2 separate regions of the Mus musculus genome follow, and region 2 is linked to region 1. A link is a loop called in an ENCODE intact Hi-C map of the cell type or tissue named here. Cell type or tissue: left cerebral cortex. All regions are shown on one strand. Each heading gives the region's core, and the rest is flanking DNA. Links, peaks and the distances in the headings are about the cores only.

Region 1 (8,361 bases), core at 169-8,168:
TGGAGGGTCCCAGGCCCTCTTCCCTGGAAGGAAGTGTGGGTCCTCACGGAGTACTGGCCCAGATGACCCTGGGGCCGGCCCTGGTGTCACTCACACTCTCAAACTTCTTGACATAATTGTAGGTGAGGATGTCTGCTTCCTGCAGGTCCTGGTCAGGGTCGAGAGGCTCGCCAACCAGCGTCTTCCAGAAGGAGGGCAGCAGGTCCAGGGGGAGAGGCACATCTGCACGAATGGCGATCCCCAGCAGCTGGCCTAAGAAGTGTAGCAGCTGCTCCTCCCCATAGGTGATGGGGCTTGGTGTCAGGATGTACTTGCCCTGCATGAGAGAGGTCAGGTCACCTGCGAGCATGTGCCAAGGCAGGAGGGAGGCTGCAGTGAAGACATGCCCAGTTCTCATGCTCTGTCAGCTGGGCATCAAAGCTGTCCCACTGGGGCCAGAAATGTGTGTCGAGAGGGGGCAGGACCACAGGGACACAGCCCCTACCTCACCTTGTTCTTGTTGACTGCAGAGCTGGGACACAGCAGGAGCAGCGACAGTGAGGAACTCTGCAGCTCTTTACACACCTGCCACAGGAAGTGACGGAAGGAGCCACCTGCAGAGCACACAGACAGGCAGGTCTCAGCACGGACCCAAAAGTTACCTGGAGAGCACTGCCTCCATTCACCATGGTCTGCTGGGACCACAGGTCAGCGCACTCACCAGTGCCTACAGTGTATGCACCGAAGCCTCGCCTGGTCTTGCATGGAGGCCTGAGGTTGAGCCTGCTGAGATGCTGACCCTAGCTCTCTATAAAGGTACCTGTGCCCAGCCTAACTGTCTCCTGTCACATGGGAGGAGGGGCAGGGAAGGAATGGAACCTGAAGGCTGACAAGTTAAGAGGGGGCTGCTTCTGTCCAGTGCCTCCTCCCTCCCATTATCTCTCAGAATTGACCCTGGTAAGTGAATACAGATGATGATGGCCACAGTGGCAGCCTTGCAGAGACTGCTGGGACTCCTCTGTCTCGCCTATTCAAAATGCTTCTGCTGGCATTCAAGGATCAGAAGGCTACAGGCAATTTAGGACACTGTAGGCTGGGTGTGGGCCCTGGGGAGGCCCATCTGGGGCAGACTGTTAAGGTCTGAGAGCATGGAGCTGCAGCGCCTGGCTGACTTGGGAGGATGCCGAGCTTCCTGCTGTCCCAGTTCCTATCTGTGCAGTGGTGAGGACTGGTCTTCAGTGAGCAGGGAGCCTGCGCCTGGCACCTGGGAACGCAGCTGCTCATAGGAGCAGGGCTCTGTTTACAGGGTTCCCAGACTAAGGCTGCTTGTATGCCCATGGGGCAGAACAGAGGGAAGTGGGGGCAGAGGACATTCTTCACCCACTTACAACAGGAAAAAAAGTCCTGAGTGGCTGGGTCCAAAGTGAATGGCAGGGCCAAGGGACATCTCGGCTCATCTTCCCCATTGCCAATGTGTGTCATGATGCCAGGTACGGCTTTAATGGACGGATCCCAATGTCTCTGTCTCACCGGCAACTGGAGCAACTGGGTTCAAGCAGCTGCTCAGCTGGGCCTCTTGCTGGGAAAGGCTTAGCCGGGCCTCTCGCTGAGAAAGGCTTGTGGGTGGCTGTTCAATGTCACAGTAAGAGTAGGACAAATGTGCCTAAGAGGGTGTGGTTCCCCACACTTGGAATGGTGGCTGGGAGCAGGACGAGTCAGTGAAGGTTAGCCTGACTTCTGTAGCCCAGGACAATGAGGAGGACATTTACCTTGTCATTTGTATTATACACCCCCAGTGCTCTCTAGTTATCCAGCCTCTATACCCCACCCCTCTACCCTAAGTTCTCTGCTTCCCCAGCTCCTACACCCTATTCCTCTCCACTTCTATCAGTTTATGGCCCAGCCTCCTATACCTCCAGCCCCTCTATGTCCCGAGCCCTCTATACTCCCCACACCCTATGTACCCAGCTCTTCCCACCCTGAGCCCTCTCCACTCCCAGCCCTCCCTTTCTCTACTTTTTACATTTGGAAACAAGATTTCACGAAATTTCCCAGGTTGGCCTGGAACTTAATTCTGGGTAAATAAACTAACTGGTCTTCACTTTATAATGTTCCTGTCTCAGACTCCCAATGACTAGGAAGACAGGACTATGCTACAGACCTGACTGTGGCCTTTCTTCTTGACAGTGGGGTATCATCATGTTGTGCCCCACCCCCACATCCCGCCCAGGGTCTGTGCATTTGCACTCAGCCCAAGAGCCACTTACTGGTGCCATGAACCTCCTCCCCGGTGAAGCGGATATTGAAGGCATATGTGGGGTCGCCGCCACTGGCCAACTTCACACAGAGCTGAGAAGATGGCACGGAGGCCAGCTGCCGGGCAGCCTGGCAGAAGTAGGAGTTTTCAGAAGCTCGGATCTCCCCTGGAAGTGAGAAGGGATCGTAATAAGGTCTAGAGGCCGAGCTTTGTGCTGTGCATATGTGGTGCTTGGGCAGCTGACTCAGGGAACCCCAGATCTCTTTCTCTAGAACTCATACCTGCTCTACACAACAGCCCTGCCCTTAACTACAGAAGCAGGGCTTGTTACCAGCTACAATGGTGTCTGTACCCCTCCTATAGCCAGAGAGGAAAGACAGTGGGGGCAGGGAGGGCTAAGCACCTCTGCTTGCCTGTCTGGAGCTGGAAGGCGCACATTAGGAGTCTAGTGCACAGAGGGAAGAGCAGATGAGCAAGGGCTGGAGCGCCTCACCGCTCTCCGGTCCCTGGGGTTTCAGGGCCCACTTGTCTAAGTACTGCATGTCGGAGTTCCCAGGATGCAGCCAGCCTTACCTCCCACAATTTCCAGTGGGTCTAAGGTGATCTCAGGTGCTGCATGGTCGGCTGTCCTCTGTACAGTTGCATTTAGCACCCGATTCATCACAGTCACCTTTGTGTCATAGAAGATCAGCCCTGAAGAAGGAAATATGGCAGAGAGGTGAAGATGTAGTTGTTTCTTCTGACTCCTAGTCACTCCTGTAACTGAGAGGGTGAGAGGGGGTCATGCAGACTAATCCCCCAACCCTTTGGAATGCTGTCTGGTCAAGCACACCATGTAAAATGCCATCTGCTTGTGTGTGTGCTTATGGGGAGGATGGAAATTAACACAGGTGTCTTTTCTATCAGTGCTCCTCTTGTTTGGTGTGAGGGCGCCTTTACATGCAGAATGACCAGAGGGGCCGTTAGTGTTTTCCTGTCACCCTCTCTGCCTTATTCCCTGACTCCACCTGCCTCTGCCCTTCCTGTCCTATGACATGCCAAGTATAAAACAAGGACTGAACAGACAACTTTACACCAACTAGTTCCTAAGGACACCTTGGGGAGATGACACCAACTTTATTAATGAATGCTTTGAATTTTTACACTTTTTCTCTTTTCAGAGCTCAGGCTACTTTTTTGTTTGTTTGTTTGTTTGTTTGTTTGTTAGAGAAACTAACAGGGTTTCTCTGTATAGCCCTGGCTGTCCTGGAACTCAGGCTACTTTTGAATAGCTTCTCTTCGGGATCCTTCAGCTTGACAGAAGGCCTGCCTGACGGCTGTGAGGGGCGGGGCCTTCCTGCTTGTCAGCACTCACCTTTGGCCTCCTTCAGCAGGGCCGCGATGCTGTGTGCATACATGGGTGTCTGACGCAGCTCTACCAGGGGCAAGAAGAAGGTCTCCAGTGTGGTGTTGAGAGACTGGAGCAGTGCGAAGCGCAGGCGTAAGCTCTCAATAGGCACATCTGCAGGGAAAAGGTGATCAGGCTGAGTGTCAGCCAAGCCCAGACAGGCAAACAAACAGGAAGTGTCTGTTCCTAGGAAGGATGACTGGAGTGGGATCAGGGGCTTCCCACAGAGGACTTTATCCCTGGGAGGGGCTCCTAAGGAACAGAAGCCAGATGTATGGAACGAGGCCCTGGATTCCCAAGCCCTAGCCCTAGCCCTCCCTAGGCCATGCCAGGGCTGCATATGCATAAGGTCTTAGGAAATCTTGTGGCTATAGAACCCAGAGCCTTCTGCATAGCAGGAAACACTCACTCCTCAGATACATTCTTGACCCTACATGTTTTTTAAACTTTGAAATAATTACAGTTATAAGAAGTGGCAAAAGCAGTGCAGAGCCTGGTATGCTTGTCATCCAGCTGCCTTCAGTAGTGACAAGGAAACTGTACCACTGTACATTGCCTTTTAGCTAGTTCCCGGGCCCCCTTCAGCTGTGCCCTTTCCCTGGTAAAAGACTCCCATCATGGACAACTTGCCCATCTTTGTCTCCTGGCAACCAGAAGAGCTAGGATCCTGCCCTTGTTGCCAGGTGAGGTGGCCCTGAGGTGCCTGTGTGCCGCGTTGCCATGGCTCTATCAGGATGCTGCCTACGTGGAGGGGTGGACTCTCCAGTGCTCTGCTGCTGTTCATCCCATGCTTCTAAGAGAAATGGACCTCCCCGAAGGACTCTCCTTCAAGTGCAGATCAGAGAGACCTGACCCCTGACTTCACAGCAGCCTGACCACAGTGGGCGGGCATGCGGGAAGGTGTCTGTCTACTCTGAACCTGTTACCCCACCTTGAGTTTGTTTTAATGAACATTAAACAAAGGCTACAGACTAAGGTGGCCAGTTTAAGAGCCCCCTACAGCCTTTCAGTTGATGCACATGGAGAGCCATAAGTATTTCTGCAGCATGGTGAGGGAACCCCTAGAGGCCACATACTTGAGAGGCAGGCCATCCTGGGGTCAGCAGCATCCGCTGGGTCAAGGTACACCTCATGAGGATGGAGCCGTGCTGGTGTGATAGCAAGATGGCGACACAGCCGGTTGATGTATTGCACGAGAGCCACATCCATCTCCAGGGTCCACTTCCTGGAGGCCTTCTGTGCATGTCGAACATCAATGCAGGCACACCTGAGGCATGACAGGGAGAGTCCTTTAGGGATGTGGGGGGAAAGCGAAAGCTCTTTCAAAGTATGAGATCAGGGGTATGGGCATGGAGGAGCCTTGTGGGAAGTCTGGAAACCAACATGCCCTGTGCTTTCCTCTTATCGGGTGGAGGAATGGGGTCCTCAGGTGACATGGAGCCCACTCAGCGACCTGAGGCAAGCGTACACCCGTAACATGACCTCAGAACAGTACTGGTGCACCATGTCACAAGAATTCAATGTGAGGTTGCCTGTGAAGCAGGTGGCATGTTGCCCAGCTTATCCATGTACTGGTCAACTGCTGCAGCCAGGTACCAACATGGCTCCCCTAGTTGGGCAACCCCATTCCACCATTTACTTACTCAGCTGTTAGGATAGACAGAGCAAGGTGTGCTCACCAGGGATTCCCTACCAAGCTGTATTGTTACAGTTACACTAAGCACCACCTACATGCCCACTCACAGGGAGAGCTCCTAACTGTGCTATACCTTGTAGTGGAACTCTAGGCGACCAAGAGAATGACCTCAATGGACCCCTATAGCATCAAGGGTGTGAAAACCTGAACAAGTCAGACTGCTGGCAATGTCTTCAACAGGGGTGAAGACACCAACCTCTAAAGCATATGGGGAGAGTCGGTTCCTGAGCACAGCCACAGGGTCTCCTGTTTACTGCTGTAATCAACAGAACAGCTATGTGGTCAGTACGCACATCCTTCTCCCACAAACCCAGAGCTTTGAGGTGGGAAAGGCTGAGCTGCCCAGTGGCCAGAAGCCATGTGTGCAGGTGGCCACAGCATCTTAGGAGGGGAAAGGAGGGTGTAGCACCGCTCTCTTCACACTGGAGGCCAGCTCGGCCGTACACTAGGGTCTCAGACATACAAGTCCCTTCTCACTGGTGAGTTCTTGCACAGCCCCACTTGGTGAGCTGACCTGGTGTCACCTATGGCTGCCCTTAGAGAAGTCTGTGATGAGGAGGGGGGACTCCTCCCACTGCCACACACAGGAACACTCTACAGATTCCACTGATGGCCCTGTAGGTCCCCTCCCACTGAAGACTACAGCTCTTAGTCCAGAAAGAGTCTCTAAGCTAATTAATGTCTACAATAAGTAAGTGGAATCTCAAATCAGGGCAGAGTGCAAACATAGTCTCCTAGGACCACAAATGATGGGGTTGGGTTTCCCACATTTGGCTAACTGACAGGGGTCAGCATGTTCCAAATGCAATGAATAATCCTCACCCAGGGAAGTGCACCCTGCGATCATGGATCTCTTTGGCCAAGTAAGTGTCTGAAATACGATTTCTCAGAAAGTCTGTATTGGATACCTCCTCCTTTCTGACTCAGCGAGCCCAACTACAGACAAGGCTGGGGCACCTGTGTGATTAAGAGTGCTGACTTCCTTAGTTCTGCATGCTCCTTGCCTGCCTGAGATTTATCGGTGGACAGGAGTGGGCCCTGGGAAGCTGGCGACCCCTGCCTTGCTGGGTCCTTCCTAGGCCGGAGGGCAATGGAGAGCAGAAGAAATCTGAAGAAGACTCTAGAATAAGCAGTGTCCTGGTCATGGACCAAATCATGTGCACAAGTGCAGTCTGACAGCATTTGGGGAATCATGATAACTACAGAAGTCATTAAAGCTAAATGAACCCATACAAATGGGCCCCAAGACAGCAGGCCTGATGTGCTTTTAAGGAAAACAGAGAGCCGGTTGTTGGTGCCCACCTGTAATCTCCCAGCAGAACCACAGCTAAGACATTTTCCAGTCAAAACCAGGACTCAACCTACAGGACGGACAGTGTCTCTCTCACCTCTCAAAGTGAAGATCATAACCACAGGATAGGATTGCCCTCCAGACACTGCGGATGTCTTGCTTGGCTCGGTCAATGACAAATTTGTGAAATCCTTCCAGAGTTAGGTACTTTTCCTCAGGAACTGATGGCGCAGCATTGCATGCAGTCAGTGAGGGAAGGAAAAGCATGCACTGTCACGGGTGGGAAGCCTGCACGCTGTGGCTCTACCTAGCGCCCCTCCCTGTGCTCCCAGGGTGCTCTTGCTGTCCCCAGTTCAGCCAGAGTATGACGCAGCCTCCGCACTCAGCCTGCCATGCAGGCTCTGCCATGACTTTCCACCTCCCTAGTTCCCCAAGTCTCGGAAGCACAAGGCTGACAAAACAATTGTACAGCACATACAGCTTCCCCTGTCTCTGCTGTCTTAGAGCCCCTCATTGGTTCACCATTCAGGGAAGTGCCTGGAGCAGATTTCCAACTCTTTATGTTTCAGCTGTAACAACCCACAGGACACACCTTATTTTTACCTCCCTTAAGCTGATGGCCATCACTGTCCTGTCTCAACTAAGCCTCAGAGAAGAAGGGACCATAAAGAGTTGGGTCATCTCAGTGGGTGGCCTGTCCTAGAATGGGCTGCTGTCCCCAGAGTGGAAGCCGGCTCTCCGGCCACTGATGTACCTTCTTGCTTTTTGGTGGGTGACTTCTCTGGATCCTTTTCGTCTGGTTTGCTCTTCTCAGGTGATTTTGGCTTCACAGTCGGCTTCTTCTCACTTAGTGCAGTCCTGCTACAGAGCAAAGCTCAGAAGTTAGGATGGGCATGTGCACACTGCCTCCAACAGGAGACACAGAACCTCACACCCCCAACTCAGGCACGGGAGTCACCCGGGGCCGAGTCTACTCTAAAGACACATCAACACTTTAAAGTGTGAGGGCTCCTGAGAGTCTTTTCAGTCATTTCCTATATATGCAGAGTGGCACTGTCTGATGAAGCAGCCAGTACAAGACTAGCTACCTAGATTAAGTCGGACTGAGTGAACTCACAAGCTCAGGTTCTCAGTTCTACTCCCACTCTCTATGCTCCCAAGAGACCATGGAGCAGCAGTGCTGAGCAGGACACAGATGGACAGACAGCTCTGAGTGCAGGACAGGGCCATCTGCACACAGCTGGTTAAGGAAAGGGTGGAGGATTGCTTTGGTCACTCACACGACTTCTCTAGACACCCTGAGCAAGGGCTATCAGAACAGTGAGGGTCTGAGTCATAAACTAAAGCTAGGCATGGCAGCCAATGCCTGTGATCCCTGAGTTGACGCAGGGCAGTCTGAGTGTGTCTGAGTCTAGCTGGGGTTTTAGAGTAAGAGCCTGTCTTTGTGTGTTTGAAACAGGTCCTCACACAGACTAGGTTGGACACACTGTGCAGTAACCTTGAACTCTTGGTTCTGTGTACACTCACAAGGAATGCACCGCTGACCTTGATAGCCTCGAGACTCCACCTTAAGAAAATTATAGTAAACATACATGAAAATTCAAATATGGAATACTTTGGAAAGGGGACTTTGAAGTCAGGAAAGAGCATTAATTAACTTATTATCTATCTATCTATCTATCTATCTATCTATCTATCTATCTATCTACCTACCTACCTACCTACCTACCTACCTACCTACCTACTTATGT
Region 2 (8,361 bases), core at 307-8,306, 44 kb after region 1:
GATTCAAGTGTGGTTCTCGGGTAGCACGGGAGGCAGTGAGACCTGGGGGAGGCTGGAGGTCTGTGAATCACTGGGACTTGGCTTGGCAAGGGCTAGTTTCAGGAGGGCTCTATAAAAGCCTGAGTTGGCTCCTTCAACTCTCCTGTGCTCCTACATGGTTACTTTGCTCATGCACAAGATCTGTCATGGTATGATACAGCCAAAACTGGGACAATGCAGTCCCCTGACCCTCCAACCCAGAGCTAAATAAGTTAGGGAATGCTGACTAGCACACCCTGGAACAATGGACCCCAAGGGTCTTAGCACAGAAACCTCGGGGATCAAAGTCACAGATTGCAGCTGTTACTCCCTGCAGGTGCACAGCACCATAAGCTCCATCCAGGCAACACTGCCCTTGACTCTACCCCTGGGTAAGAGACTGGAGAAGCAAACACTATGTGCAAGCAGCTCACTGACATCAGAAGGCCCCTTTAGCTGCCGTGTTCACTTGGCTGGGATCAACTCCCTAGGGTCCCACTCAGCCTCAGCACTGCCTCTGAGGCTCTCCCCTGGAGCAGTCCTAGGCAGTGTTTGGAAGCAGCCTCTACAACACTGAGTAGTTCTTGCCCCTGCTTATTTTCAGCAGGTCAAGGGATGGTATAGATTCAAACCCTACTAACAAACTATTCTGCAGTGTGTCTGGAAGACAACCACCAGGGGAGCACCCTGAGAGACTCACCTGGCCAGTTCAGAGTTTCTTTCTCGGCAGATGGAGGTTTGGGCAGTTTTCTTCTTGTCACCTGTGGACAGCCCACTCACAGTCTCTGGGTTGATGGATTCCACTGGTGGTCCGACACTGACAATGAGGCCCGACTGTGCCCACTTGGTTGCTTTCCTGAGGGCGGCTGAGGCCTCTTCTGTGATCACTTCACAGCAGCCACCCTGGGGTTGGTTAGACACCTGCATTGCTCATTCATTCTTCCAGCTCGGACCTCTCAGATCTCTCCCCCATCCCCATAAACCACATAAAACATGCACACGTTACAATTCCCCTACACTCTGAATTCTGTACATTTCATCCCTGTAATCTACAGGGATTTGTGATTACAGTGTCTGACTCTACACACAGATCACAATCTGCTGAAATGGTTTTAGACTTTGCTTCTAGATGCCTGGCATCTCACTAGTCAAGTGTGTTAATGTCTTTAGCTATCCCTTATTTTTAGATACATAATGTTCTGCTTGGTTTTCACATAAATCCAAAGAACATGCTGTGACCTCACTATGTAGCCTTGGTAATCCAGGAACTCTGAGCTTGCCTGCATCTGCCTCCTGAGTGCTGGGATAAAAGGCGCACACATCACTGTATGTTTCACCCTGGACTTTGAGATATGCATTCACCCACACTTGATAATAATAAGGACTACATCTCTCATAACCATACCTGATTGTGAAAATGCAGGTTTAAAAAACTGTTCATCACTGCTGCTTTTATTCCTTTAATGAGTTGTGAATATGAACATATTTTATACCTTTATGATCTTCTGTCTATAATTCCTTTTGTCTGTTTTTTTTAGAGTCTCATGCATGCCAGGTTAGTTTCAGACTGAGATATAGTGGTGGAAAACCTTGACTTTGGATTCTCTTACCTCCTTAACCTCTCGAGCATGGGGAGCATGGGTACATGTCACCACTCTTGGGTTATAAAATGCTGGGGACTAAACGCAGGGCAAGCGCTCTGCCAACCGAGCCACACCCTCAGCCCTGGTAATTCTTGAGTGTTATTCTCCTAGCAGCCTTTCACCCTTTTAATTTCCAAATGATTTTAAGACTATAAACATTTCTTTAAAGGGCTAAGAAAAAATCGTAGGTGGAATCTGAGTCCTTTTCTGAGGAATGCGGCTCAGTTGGAACGTGCTTACCAAGCATGCGTGAGGCTGTGGGCTCAGTCCCCAGCACCGCATACACCAGGGACACATCTGTAACCCCAGCTCATGGCAAGCGGAGGCAGTGGGATCAGAATTTGGAAATCACTCTTGTCTACATAGTAAGTCTGAGCTTCAGTTCAGCTGGGACTACAGGTCATGCTAACAAATCCAACTGAATCAATTTTTTAAAAAGCAATTTCTTAAAAATAAAAACAAAACAAACCCCCCTGAATTCTTCTGGAAGTTCCAAAGTGTGGCAAAGGTGTGTGTGTCATTTTCCGCCGTGTGGTTACCTTGGTCATGTCTCGATCCATCTTCACAACTTTTTCCATGTTGGCACCAGTGCCGAGTCGAAAGGGCCGTCCTTCTGAGCTACTGCAAAAAGGAAGGCAGAGAAGGTGAGCCACTGCAGGGGAATGTGACAAGGGGCCTGTGTCACCAAGTAACCAAGTCATGTGCAGGCCCTGTATAGCGCTAAACCTGGCTTTAGTGTGTGCATGTCTGCATGCACTGCAACGTGGATGCAGACATCTGAGTACAGCTTATGGGAGTCGGTTCTCCCCTTCTACCAAGAAGGTTCTGGAGATGAAACTCAGGTCACCGGGCTTAGTGGCAATGAGTTTTATTGCTGAGCCATCTTGCTGGATCTAAAAGTAGCTTTTAAAATCCATCTTTTAAAAAATATCCCTTTTTTGGCTGGACAGTGGTGGCACACGCCTTTAATCCCAAGACTTGGGAAGCAGAGGCAGGCAGATTTCTGAGTTTGAGGCCAGCCTGGTCTACATAATGAATTCCAGGCCAGCCAGGGCTACACAGAAAGACCCAATTAAAATGAGATAAAATAAAATAAAATAAAATCTCCCTTTAAAAAAATAACTTTTTTTATAATTATAGACATTTAAGGACCTAAAACAAAGTCTGTTGCTTTGCTTTGCTTTGCTTTGCTTTTTTTTCAAGACAGGGTTAAAGGCATGCGCCACCACTGCCCGGCTTCTGCTGTTTTCTTAAATGATTTTGATTTATTTTAATGTGCATTGGTGTTTTGCCTGCATGCATGTATGTGCGAGGGTCTTAGACCCCTGGAATTGGAGTTATAGACAGCTGTGAGCTGCCATGTAGGTCCTAGGACCTGAACCCTGGTTCTTTGGAAGAACAGCAGTGCTCTTAAGCACTAAGCTATGTCTCCAGCCCCATGATGTCTGCTTGTAAGAATTCTGACATTAGCACTCAGGAGGCAAAGGCAGGTGGATATCTGTGAGTCTCAGCCTGGTCTACAGAGTGAGTTCCAGGACAGCCAAGGCTGCTACAGAGAGAAACCCTGTCTTGGAAAACAAAACAAAAGAATTCTGATATTAAACACCTACATGAAAATGAAGCACAAACAAAAGAACAGGGCAAACACAACACCCTGAAGGCAGCTGTGGCTAGGGCCCTGGTATACAGGAGGACTTCTGAATACTATACCAGTCTGTCAGGAGGCTCAACAACAGCATGCATTCGGGGCCTGCAGGGCCTGCAGGGAAGGCCCGACTCCCAATCCTAAGAATCCAGTGCCCTCTCCTCAGAATGAGTGTCACTATATCAGTGATGCAGCGGCGGCTTGTACCTGAACACTTACCGTGGCCACGCTCAGATGAGGCTACCTGCCTTCACATGCCATTGCGGCAAATAAGGGACTCACCCCACGAGGATGAGCTCACAGATCACTGTAGGAAGAGACTGCTCTGCCATCTAAGTGCCCCTGGGCTATACAGCAGGCCTCCCCACCTCTTTGTAAGGAGAAGGTAACATGGCCGAATTTGCAGAGGGAAGCACTGACTGTCCTCCTCGCAGCGAGTCACTGCGGACCCCACAGGACACAAGAGGCTCGCCACATGCTTGAGACCTCTGCTGGCTCACACTGGGGTTCGAGAGGCCCGGGCCTGCAGTTAGGAGTGGCAGACTCCTACTTGGGTTGTGCCTACTTGGGTTGTCAAGAGGACTGAGGCAGACCACAGCACAGGGTTGGCGTAGTGCCTGTGACACAGGTGGCCTCTGATGTCATGCAGCTATCATAGTCATTGCAGTCACCTCAGCAGTGGCTGGAGGACCTCATGGGAGGACTGGTCTTCCCGCTTGTGGATAAATATGGAGAGCTTGCCATCCACTGCTTCACTCTCTTCTCCAGGATCTTTATCTCCTTTTAAGGAATTCTTAGGACTGGTTTTTGTCAGTGTGGTGTCAGGTTCAGAAGCAGTTGGAGAGAGAACCGTCTGACATCCTTAAAGCAAACATCAAGGCCCATTCAGAAACACTGCAGAACTATTTGTGAGGCTCCCCTCCCTTTCCCATCTCTCTCCATCACAGAACACACAGGCACATCTGGGGCCCGGCCACAAGCAGGACTTAACTCCCAGACTATCCTGATGGACGGGCAGACACACCTCACCTGGGACCACATAGTCTGCCAGCTTGGCTAAGAGCAGAGAGGCAATCTTGGAGGCAGGGTCACTGGGGTCCTCTTGCTCGCTGTTCAGGGAGGGGACGGAGTAGCTCCAGGGCGGGAGCTCTACATTCCCACAGTCCTCCACGCTCATCAAAGGCAAAGCAGCCCGGCACAATTGAAGAATGATCAATACCAGCTTTGGGGATGGACGCTGATCTAGCAGTAGTGAGAGGAGCTTAGAAACACAGGCTGGCTGGCTCAAGATGGCTTTCCCTATGTGGCTCCTGAAAGATGGAGAAGAAAAGGACGAGCGGGGCATTGGTGGAAAGCATGGACCTGAGACTCTGTGTGCAGGGAGTGACGATCTGCAGCAAATATTTAATAGGTGCTCATAAAACTGACCCCTAACACCAGAGAAGGGGGGTTTCCCCATCCTCTCTGACCTCTGGCAGCTCAAGCTCACATGTTCATAGTATTTCAGAGAGGACAAAAACTAGAACTCTGAACTAGGAGCTTTGCAATTCCATGCCTGTGCCCTCAAAACTTGTGCCAAGAGCAAAGCTGTCACACAGTGCTACAACCCCCAACATGGGTGACCTGCCACAGCCAAACCTACTGAGCCAGCAAAAGTCAAAGAACACACTGTCGTGTATATGACATGGGAATGTGGGGTAATTAACCCCACAGAGAATCATTCCTGTTTAAGGATACAGCACAAAAGAACAAAGTAATTACAGGTCCTGTCTGGCTCTGAGTGTGCGGTGTTGAGACCGGCTGGGGTTCTGTGCACATCACGCTGTTCTCAACTCACCAGCCTGGCTCATTCTCTACATCACTCTCTGAGTAGCTGACATTTGGGTTTGAATGCAAGTGTGGTGGAATGCTTGCCAGGCTGGCAGCTGATGCCAGCAAGTGCAAGCAACAGTGCATTGTTCCTCTAGATAATCCTTATATTTTCAGACTAGAGATGCTGTCTCAGTGACTAGATTCTCTACAATTGTTCTTGAAGCACCAGTGTGTTAAAAGGTCTAGGAACTTAGATGTTCCAAAAACTAACAGAAGCAAAAGTTATTCCCAACACGGGAGGAAACAGGTTGCTCATCAGCTCTGCCGGGCTTCCGTACCTGGAGAGGTCATTGAGAAGGCTCAGGACATCCTGCAGGGCGTCGTTCCCAGCAGCCTGGTTGCCACAGCACTCAGTGGCTCGGGCAAGGTGGTTGGTGAGGAGACTGGACACCTGCCGGGCCAGCCCTGAGTGCACAGCCTCTGTGGAGCCACCTTCAGAGTTGACAGAGGAACACAAGGGCAGTGAGTACTGAGGGAAGCACCCCAGCTTGTGGGCATGGTGAAGTCACCCTCTCACTCTCCCTGCCTTTATTAAAACATCCTATGGACACATTTTATCTTCTTCAATGTTCTACTAACCAGTTAGTCTTAGTAGACAATATCTACACATAAACATTCCGTGCTAAGAGGAGACCTTCTCCTGAGAATGAATTACAATTCATATAGAATGGAGGAGTAACACCAATTTCCATGTCACCGTAGTTTCACTTCCTAAGTGTCCTTTGTAAAGGGCGCAGCATATCTTGAGTTTCCCAAGATATGAACCTGCACCTATGCTCTTCAGTCCTCTGGCTCACATCCCCTACCCCACCCCAGGAGCTTTGCTGGATGTCCAGCCCAGCCAGTCTGTTCCATAGCATACAGTGGGCACCACCTTGTATTGTACCCTGTCTCCTGCCACACCAACCATTATTTCTTCACCAATTTGCTTGGTCAGACCACAGTAATTGTTAAAAAACATGTATTTTATTATTTTAACTTATGTGTGTGCCTGTATGTATGTACATGTGTGTACAGATGCTAAACAGGTCAGAAGAGATTCACCGAAGCTGGAGTTACAGTGGTTGTAAGTTGCCGATGTAGGTGCTGGGAACTGCACTCTGTCCTCTGAAAGAGCAGCAAGCACTTGTAACTGCTGAGTCAACTTTCTAGCCCCCCACAGTTCTTAAAGGAACAATGACTTAACTCCACTTCTGTCTACTTTATAGTATGACAGGCTCTTTAGAATTAGAATACAAATTGTGGGTTTGCAAATCGGCTCAGTGGGTAATCACAATGATTGGCAAGGCCAATAACTTGAGATCAATCCCTGGGACCCACAAGATGAAAGGAAAGAACTCACTCCCACAAGCTGTCCTCTGGCTTCTACAGTGTTCCCACATCCACACATATATACACAAATGAGTAAAAATCACACATATGCTTATACACACACATAAATAAATATATCTAACAAATATTATGGCAAGGTGGCACACTTAATTCCAGCACTCAAGAGGCAGAAGCAGGTAGATCTCTATGAGTTTAAGGATAATTTGGTCTATGTAGTGAATTCTAGGCCAGCCAGGATTATATAGTAAGATGCTGACTAAAAACTAACAAAAACAAAAGCAAGATATGGTCACAGACCATGAACACTGATGAAAACTACTGTTTAGTTAACTTTTAAAAAATTAAGTGTAGGGCCGGGCGTGGTGGTGCACACCTTTAATCCCAGCACTTGGGAGGCAGAGGCAGGTGGATTTCTGAGTTCGAGGCCAGCCTGGTCTACAGACTGAGTTCCAGGACAGCCAGGGCTATACAGAGAAACCCTGTCTCGAAAAACCAAAAAAAAAAAAATTAAGTGTAGCTCGATAGTGGTGGTGCACGCCTCTAATCCCAGCACTAGGGAGGCAGAGATAGGTGGATGTCTGAGTTCGAGGCCAGCCTGGTCTACAGAATGAGTTCCATCATAGCCAAGCTACACAGAGATATCCTGTCTCAAAAAATCAAATAAAATTAAATAAAAATGACAGCATTAAATATATGACTATCTCCCTTGCACGTATGTGTGTGTATCATGTGTGTGCCTGGTGCCCACGGAGAGGAGAAGAGGCTTTTAGGTCCCCTTGGACTGGAGTTACATATATAGTGAGTCAAAATGTGGGTGCTGGGAATCGAACCTGGGGCCTCTGTAAAAGCAACAGGTACACTTAACCACTGACTCAACTCTTGAGTCCTTTAGCTAACTTTTAACTTTGGATTGCCCACTGAAAATAGAATTTGAAAATATTCTCTTTAAACTACAAAGGCACAGTTATTTCTCAGAAGTATTTACATGGAGACTGTTAGCGCCATAAGAACACTTATATGGAAATGACCAGCCAGCATCATCCCTACAGGGCAGAGTCGCCTGAACTCGCCAGCCAGCAAAGGCCACCAGATGATTAGTTTAATAAACACCTCCCCTCACACCCTCACACCCATGGGGAGTGGAAAGGAAGTAGAAGGCTGCTCACCTTCCTCTTTCTCCCACTCCACACAGCGGTTAGCCAACACCTGGAAGGCAGCCCAGGCCATGGTGGCCACCTTCTGCTTCTTTGTCTGCTTCTCACTGGAGCTGGACTCGGTCTGGCTGCTCAGGCTGCAGAGTCGGTCCATGAGCTGCACGAGGCCACTTCGGACCAGGCACTTCTCTTCACTCCTGGTGAACAGCAGAGAGGGATGGACCACACTGACAGCCTTTGTGAAGGGTCAGGAAGCCTCTGGGTATCAGGGAAGCTTTTGTGTTAAGGGTGCTGCCATGTACAATCATCACCCAGGACGCTTTTCCTGTCACAGTGATGTCATTCGAGACCAGGTTTGTTAACACAGAATAGCAGGCCAAAAGCTGATGAGTCATCTCAGTAACAGACCAAGTAATAATCTATTTTCAATATAATTATTCATGTTTTATATCTCCATGTTTATCTGTGCACTGTGTATGTATGTCTGCTGAACTGGAGTTACAGACAGTTGTGAGCCACCATACGGGTGCCTCAAACTGAGCGTGGGTCCTCTGGAAGAGCAGCCAGCGATCTAAACAACTGAGCACTTTATATATTGTAAGAGCATTCGAAGAATGAGCTCATGAACACTTAACAGTTCTAAGCTACTAATTAAGTGACCCAAGAAATAAAAGAAGTGTGCCAAGACAAAAGATTC

Evidence for each region. A loop is a pair of places that touch in the nucleus more often than their neighbours do. Peaks named below come from ENCODE experiments on the same cell type or tissue, not always from the same donor. Only the 100,000 strongest peaks of a DNase experiment are listed, where the experiment ranks them.
Region 2: a loop joins it to region 1, with 2.0 times the contacts of the local background. A loop is called at or near these places in 2 of 42 quality-filtered maps.

Annotation. Positions count from the first base shown.
Region 1 is chr5:121,354,673-121,363,033 of GRCm38, reverse strand. It overlaps Hectd4 (HECT domain E3 ubiquitin protein ligase 4), which reads right to left. Exons shown (of 76, transcript NM_181421.4): 65 at 7,365-7,471; 66 at 6,708-6,831; 67 at 4,700-4,890; 68 at 3,591-3,737; 69 at 2,810-2,929; 70 at 2,247-2,402; 71 at 490-593; 72 at 95-316. It overlaps Gm24671 (a small nuclear RNA gene), which reads right to left and starts at 6,190; the gene lies at 6,029-6,190. In left cerebral cortex, for the core only: a CTCF peak has its summit at 3,228; a DNase peak (open chromatin) is centred at 1,128.
Region 2 is chr5:121,311,123-121,319,483 of GRCm38, reverse strand. Hectd4 (HECT domain E3 ubiquitin protein ligase 4) reads right to left here. Exons shown (of 76, transcript NM_181421.4): 34 at 7,677-7,861; 35 at 5,457-5,610; 36 at 4,336-4,616; 37 at 3,978-4,167; 38 at 2,201-2,282; 39 at 719-921. Among named protein-coding and RNA genes, the nearest start is that of Gm52784, 32 kb to the right of the region's middle. In left cerebral cortex, for the core only: no CTCF peak of the experiment used is centred there; a DNase peak (open chromatin) is centred at 5,199.